Regions from separate parts of the Homo sapiens genome. Here region 1 is linked to region 2. The links are chromatin contacts, found by Hi-C or POLR2A ChIA-PET in ENCODE. All regions are on one chromosome and are shown on one strand. The core of a region is the stretch at or near the end of the contact, and the rest is flanking DNA. Distances in the headings are between cores, read along the strand shown. Region 1 overlaps NR5A2 (nuclear receptor subfamily 5 group A member 2). Region 2 has its middle 51 kb from the start of NR5A2.

Region 1 (3,466 bases), core at 824-3,323, 99 kb after region 2:
CAGAATCACAGATACGTAGGCCCCACTGAAACACACACACACACACCACACACACACACATATGCACACACATCTTCTCTGAGCCACAGTTTCTTGATTAATTAATATAGCAAACATATATGGAGCGCCTCAATATGCCAGGCACATTGCTAAGCAGCAGGGATACGAAGTCGGTTAAGATACCCAGTCCTTGCTTACTAGCCTCGCACTGCTGGGAGACAGACTTTTGAACCTGTAATTAGAATGGGCAATGGGTGTATAACAGAGACGATAGCTGTTATAAGAACACAGGGCAGAGCTTTTCTGTCTGTGGAGGGGGCACCAGGGAAAACTTTGCAGAGATGGTGCCATTTGAATCAACTCAATCTTAAAGAATTCCTCTTGAATTTTTCTTCAAGACTGATTTGGATGAAAATGGCTATACTTGGTCCTCGTGAGGAATCAATGACATAATAAAAGTATGCTAAAAAGCATAAAAAACAATATAAATAGTCTATTAGTAATGAAATGATTCATGGGCATGAATATTACAGATCTAGTTCTAATTTTTGATTGCCTGTTTATTAATGTTTTTTTCTTTTTGATAATGAATTATGAGTGCAGTTATTTGAGAACTGATTGTAAGACTGTAGTTAAAAGTGGGAGAGGCCAGGCACAGTGGCTCACACCTGAAATCCTAGCACTTTGGGAGGCTGAGGTGGGAGGATTCAAGACCAACATAGCAAGACCCTGTCTTTAATCTAAAAGAAAAGAAAAAAAAAAGAAAAAAAAACAAGAAAGAGAGAAAGAAAGAAGAAAAAGGGCCGGGTGCGGTGGGTCACGTCTGTAATCCCAGCACTTTGGGAGGCCGAGGCGGGCAGATCACAAGGTCAGGAGATCGAGACCATCCTTGCTAACACAGTGAAACTCCGTCTCTACTAAAAATACAAAAAATTAGCCAGGTTTGGTGGCGGGTGCCTGTAGTCCCAGCTACTCGGGAAGCTGAGGCAGGAGAATGGCGGGAACCCAGGAGGTGGAGCCTGCAGTGAGCCGAGATCACACCACTGCACTCCAGTCTGGGCGACAGGGCGAGAGTCCATCTCAAAAAAAAAAAAAAAAAAAACACGAGAGAAACACAAATCTCAAACACTTTAATTTTTTTTTTTTAAATCACTATGGACTGGAATTAAAAAAAAAACTTCTCCAAATATGGATATATTTTCCCATAAGTAGTCATGATAGACTGAATGATTATTTTTTAAATAGTTACATTTTTAGGGGTTTACACGTGAAATTATGAAGATATGGAATTTAGTAATAATTCTTTTTAAAAACATGTATTACTTATTTATAAACTATATGTGTATTCTGGTGAAAGATTGTCCTCTAGGAAAAATAAGTCTTAGAATTATTTCTCTCCAGTAGGAATTTATTATTGTCCTATCTTCAGCCAGACAGCTCTGTGGTAATTTCATTTGGTGATCTCTTTAATAAATATTTTTTGGAGTGCCTATTTTGTGTGATGCCAAATGAAGTAAACAGTGTTTTATGTAATATGTTCCAATATATATTTTTTAGAATGAACCATTTACCAAGTATACATAAGTCAGACATTGACTGCATATCCCACTGAACATTTCCATTAATATAAGTGGAAAAAGGAAAGCCGCTTTGCAAAAAAAGGAGGCTTTTTTGCTTCAGCAATATGCAAATTAATTTGAAGCATGCCAGTAGTTTTAATATAGGTTGATTCAGAATTACCATTGTGAATAACATTCACTTCTATTACTGCTTTTGTTAAAACTAAGCGCCAAAAAAGGAAGCCTCTTTGCTTCAGCAATATGCAAATTAATTTGGAGCATGCAAATAGTTGCAGCATGCAAGTAGTTTAGAATTAGACTTTCATTAAAACTAAGTGCCACACAGAGAAGAGGTGTAAAACAGAGTAGTAATCTGTTGCGTGCACTTGAAGGGTTCTTGAAAGACGTGCATAAACCGTTACCGTTGTAGCACAAGTTGAGCAGCAAAAGCCAAAGTCGCACATCTGTGTCTTGTCGCCACCTCTCCACTTATCCACTCATGCTGGCTTTTCTCCCAGCAGCTCTTTGCCCTCCTCCTTTTAACACTGTGGGCTGAGGTGAGGATGTTCTAGTCAAGAGTCTTTACGAGCCTTATATCGCCAGGCTTTCAGAAAATGTGAAGCATGGTAGTGTGAATTTAGAAAAAATAAAAGTGTGTATAAAAGCTCTTCTGTTTTCTTTTCTTTTTTTTTTGTTAAGAAACAATAGTGTTTATTTATCATGTTTTGCTTAGAATTCCTTTGGTATTCTGTTCTCTTGATTTTAACAAGAAGCTAAACTCAATAACATCTTTTAAAAACAAAACAATTTTCGGTTGAGGGTGGGTGAGGAAGTTATATGAAGATTGAGTGGGAACCTCAACCCAAGGACATAATAGACAAGAAACAGTTTTTTTCCTCCCCTTTCTTCAGAAGTAGTCTTCCGCATGGTTTAATGTGCTAACATAACCCCGGTTCCAATATTTCAAAAGATACAGAACTTCCCAGCATGATGATAAAGTTTTCCTGTGTTCCAATAATAAAACCTCAACGTACCAGTGATTTCCAGTTCCTTTGTGGCTCAGCAACTTGTGAAGACCAACTAAGTCCTAAGTACCCAGCCTGCAGTATCAGTGTGGGAGTCGGAAACAGATGTTCACGGGACAATGCCATTTGTTGTCACTGTCGATACTATGTGGCAACTTTCCCAAATGAAATTGTTTGTGGATGGAAAAGAATGTAAGCAGTGATTCATGCCCAGGAATTTTTTTTTTTTTTTGTCTGCAGGCTAACCGTATCTTATTTGTTTTAAATCGCAGAGCATTAGTGGATTAAAAATTTTAGGTTAACTTACTATTATAGTATCTTTTTCATTTTTTGTCCTGTACTTCTAAAAGGAGTGACTAATTTAGGTAGCTTACTGAGAATAGTAAATACCTTACTTGATTTGAGAATTCAAAAGCAGCTGACATCTTTTCAGATTTAGTGTTTTAACTATTGAGTAGGTACAGAGTTGCCATTTAAATGAACAGCATGACTTGCTTAGCATTTTTGTTAATAATTTGGAGGTTTGGAGAATTCAAAATAAACATTAAGTAGAAACATATTTTTTGGTAATAGGTGGCATTGCATGATCTTGGTTTGAGATTTTCATAAATATTACAAAGGAACTTCCACTAACTCACTCACTGTTAGAGATAATAGATTAATTTGTATAAATTAAATATTAATTATAGAGAAGTTTAAAATGTACTTAAAATGAATTTGATACAACAAAGCTACTTAAAAGTTAGGTAGACCATGTCATGTGACATGTATACAAACTATCCTTTTTCAAGAAAAAACCTAACAAGCGTTTAAGGCATAATATCTACTACTTTAGTGCCGTTTTTATAAAACATAAATTTTAATCTACAAATGAAAGTCTTT
Region 2 (3,426 bases), core at 313-2,812:
TAATGCTTCAGTTCTTCCTGATAAAAAACAATGAAAGAAAAAAATTAAAATAATGCTAAGGATTGACATTTCTAATGAAATCAAATATCCAAGAGGGCAAACAATATTATTCACTCCTGATTTGGTGAATTTTCACCCATAACTTAAATATAAGAACAAACATTCTTTACCACTCAGCTCATTTGTCCTTCTATAGTAAAAGTAGAAAAGAGGTTTTCTTGAAAGGAGATTAAAAAAAAAGAAAAGAAAAGAAAAAACATGGTTGCAGACGCCTGTAATCCCAGCTGCTTGGGGGCTGAGGCAGAGAATTGCTTGAACCCAGGAGGCGGAGGTTGCAGTGAGCCAAGATTGCGCCGCTGCACTGCAGCCTGGGCGACCGAGTGAGACTCCATCTCAAAAAACAAAAAAAAAAAAAAGAAAGAAAGAAAAAAAGGAGAAAAGCAGTCTATAGTAGGCCACCTCTGTGAGTCAGTCAGAATTCTCTCAGGGTTGTCTTTCTCAAAGGAGAAAATCACATAGAGGAGGAGTTAGAGGAAGGCTGTCTTTTAGATTTTTCTACCATTAATTTATTCAGCTGATGTTTATTTTATTGAGGGCCCTTTACTGCTAGGTATTATTGAAAGTATTCATTCAAATGCAAAGAAGAAAAAGTCTGCACGCATGAGGCAAATTTAATGTTCTTCAACACTATGAGTATGCAAAATGATCCATTCAAAGGCTGGAAATCCAAAGCCAGGCACGATGGTTTACGCCTGCAATCCCAACTACTCCTGAGGCTGAGACACAGGAATCTCTGGAACCCAGGAGGCAGAGGTTGCAGTGAGCCGAGGGAGACTCCATCTCAAAAAAAAAAAAAAAATTAACTTAAAAAATAAATAAATAAAACAAAGCCTAGAAATCTGAGCATTCCCAAGGGTTAGTTAGAAATAAGTGATCTGTTTTTTTAAAAAAATCTATTTTGTAGCCCGGCGCGGTGGCTCACGCCTGTAATCCCAGCACTTTGGGAGGCTGAAGTGGGTGGACCACGAGGTCAGGAGATCGAGACCATCCTGCCTAACATGATGAAACCCCGTCTCTACTAAAAATACAAAAAATTAGCCGGGCGTGGCGGCACGCGCCTGTAGTACCAGCTACTAGGGAGGCTGAGGCAGGAGAATCGCTTGAACCTGGGAGGCGGAGGTTGCAGTGAGCCAAGATCGCGCCACTGCACTCTAGCCTGGGAGACAGAGCGAGACTCCGTCTCAAATAATAATAATAATAATAATAATAATAATAAACATTAAAATTAAAAAATCTATTTTGTTTGTTCATTAGTCCCATTTAAAATTACCCAGTGCAGAATGTGAACCACCTAGTCAATTTGACTGCTTTCCTGAGCATCAACCTGTAAGAAATCAAGACAGAAGATAATTCTCATAAAAATTCCCTCCCTAGGGAACTCCCGGAAAGAAATTGTCAGAACATGAGTTTTCTAGTTAAAAGGAAACAATGTTGCAACTAACTCAAATCAATAAATGACTACCTCCATCATCCCTGTAGCCACGTGTGTGGAAATATGCTGGCAGCACAGCCAGTATTTGTGCTAACATTAGCACACTCAAGGAAAATCAAACTGTGCTCCTTAAGGCTGTCAGGCCCTCTTAAAAGCTTTCCCCTCCCACGATCTCTTAGATGAGACTGACATCTATGCAGAGTAATGGAAGAAGGCAAAGTCCTTTTTCATCTCCAAGGACTATGGCTAATAATGGCTACTCCCCAGATAATTGTATATAGTATCTGCCTAGATTAACAAACAGGAGATTGAGTAAAATCGAGGAAATCCAGTAGATGACACAGCCAACCTTTCCGGAATCAGGATCTTTTACATTTAGTGTTCCCTCTGCCTGAAACCCAGTTTTCCCCACATATTTACATAGCCAGCTGCTTCTCACTGAAGCTCCCTGGTGGGGCCTTCCCTGACCACTCCTTCTAAAGCAAGATCCACACGCCTGCCTTCCACAGTGATGTAACCACCCATCTGATAATAACCACACGCTTCTAAAAATCTTGATTCTTTCTTTTTGCTCTCTATCCCACTTGAATATAAATCCCACGAGAGCAAGCACCTAGTTTGTCTAGTTCCCTGCTGCAGGACCAGGTCTCAGACAGTGCCTGGCAGGAGGTGGGTGCCCAGTAAATATTTGTGATCTAATGAGCAAATGCAGGACCTGAGTAACCCGAGGCAGCGGGCCTACAGTGCCTGAAGTCTGAAGACCATTTCTCAATTGCTTCTTTTTTTTTTTTTTTTTTTGAGACGGAGTTTTGCTCTTGCTGCCCAGGCTGGAGTGCAATGGCGCAATCTCAGCTCACTGCAACCTCCACCTCCCGGGTTCAAGCGATTCTCCTGCCTCAACCTCTCAAAGAGCTGGAATTACAGGTGCCCACAACCACACCTGGCTAATTTTTTTGTATCTTTAGTAGAGACGGGGCTTCACCATGTTGGCCAGGCTGATCTCAAACTCCTGCCTCAGCCTTCCAAAGTGCTGGGATTACTGGTGTGAGCCACCGCGCCTGGCTGCTCCATTTTAATGGGTTAAATCCCCCATAAGCAAGTTAAAAGCAAGTATTGTGGCAATTAACTAGAGAATTCAGATGCAAAAAAAAAAAAACAAACCACTTTGACCTCAAATATCTGTTTCAAGAGAACGTTAATCTTTCAGTTCCTTAAATTCTTGACTTTACTTTGTATGTGTAAATCTGGCTAGAAGCAGCTTCTTTTCTACTGACAGTGAGCAAAAGATTTTTTTCTCCTTCCTCAATAATTGGGGAATTTTCAAGGCCAGGTGTGGTGGCTCACACCTGTAATCCCAGCACTTTGGGAAGCCAAGGCGGGCAGATCACTTGAGGTCAGGAATTCGAGACCAGCCTGGCCAACATGGCGAAACCCTGTCTGTACTAAAAATACAAAAAATTAGCCAGGCGTGGTGGCACGTGCCTGTAGTCCCAGCTACTCAGGAGGCTGAGGCAGGAGAATCGCTTGAAGCCAGGAGGCAAAGGTTGCATGAGCCGAGATCACTCCACTGCACTCTAGCCTGGGCAACAGAGTGAGACCCTGTCTCAAAAAAATAAAGTAAAACAATAATAATAATAAACATTGAATGTAAAGAGAAAAAAAAAGAGCAGGAAAGAGAGAGAACCAAAAATGTAAAAATTAATCCTATCTGAATCCATTAGCTGAGTTTCCCTGAAAGTGCTAGTGTCCTTACGAGAGGTGTACAATAAACATAACATCATGAGATGTAGTATTCACCTTGAAACTCAACTTTAAATAGTTCCTGAAAGAGCTCCTTTCTTTATGACGTCCCAGAATCTTAGAAATAAGGCATTTGATCAAAAGAAGGCATTATAGACTCCGAGTTCCAATGGCTTAGGGGTACCATAGGAAAA

Evidence for each region. A loop is a pair of places that touch in the nucleus more often than their neighbours do. ChIA-PET counts read pairs that join two places held with the same protein, here RNA polymerase II (POLR2A). Pooled maps may share reads with other maps.
Region 1: a pooled map shows a loop between it and region 2 (8-fold over the local background). The contact joins two enhancer-like sites. A Hi-C loop is called at or near these places in 3 of 37 single-sample maps with no recorded cell type and 3 of 50 pooled maps. POLR2A ChIA-PET finds 5 or more read pairs at or near these places in 1 of 52 experiments (HEK293T).

What each region holds. Positions count from the first base shown.
Region 1 is chr1:200,073,655-200,077,120 of GRCh38, forward strand. The region is part of intron 5 of NR5A2 (nuclear receptor subfamily 5 group A member 2); the gene reads left to right. Among named protein-coding and RNA genes, the nearest start is that of NR5A2, 48 kb to the left of the region's middle. Within about 2 kb of position 2,074, at least 8 of the 41 ENCODE cell types and tissues checked have a DNase peak (open chromatin) inside an H3K27ac peak, as active enhancers do.
Region 2 is chr1:199,975,114-199,978,539 of GRCh38, forward strand. No RefSeq gene overlaps it. Among named protein-coding and RNA genes, the nearest start is that of NR5A2, 51 kb to the right of the region's middle. Within about 2 kb of position 1,563, at least 3 of the 41 ENCODE cell types and tissues checked have a DNase peak (open chromatin) inside an H3K27ac peak, as active enhancers do.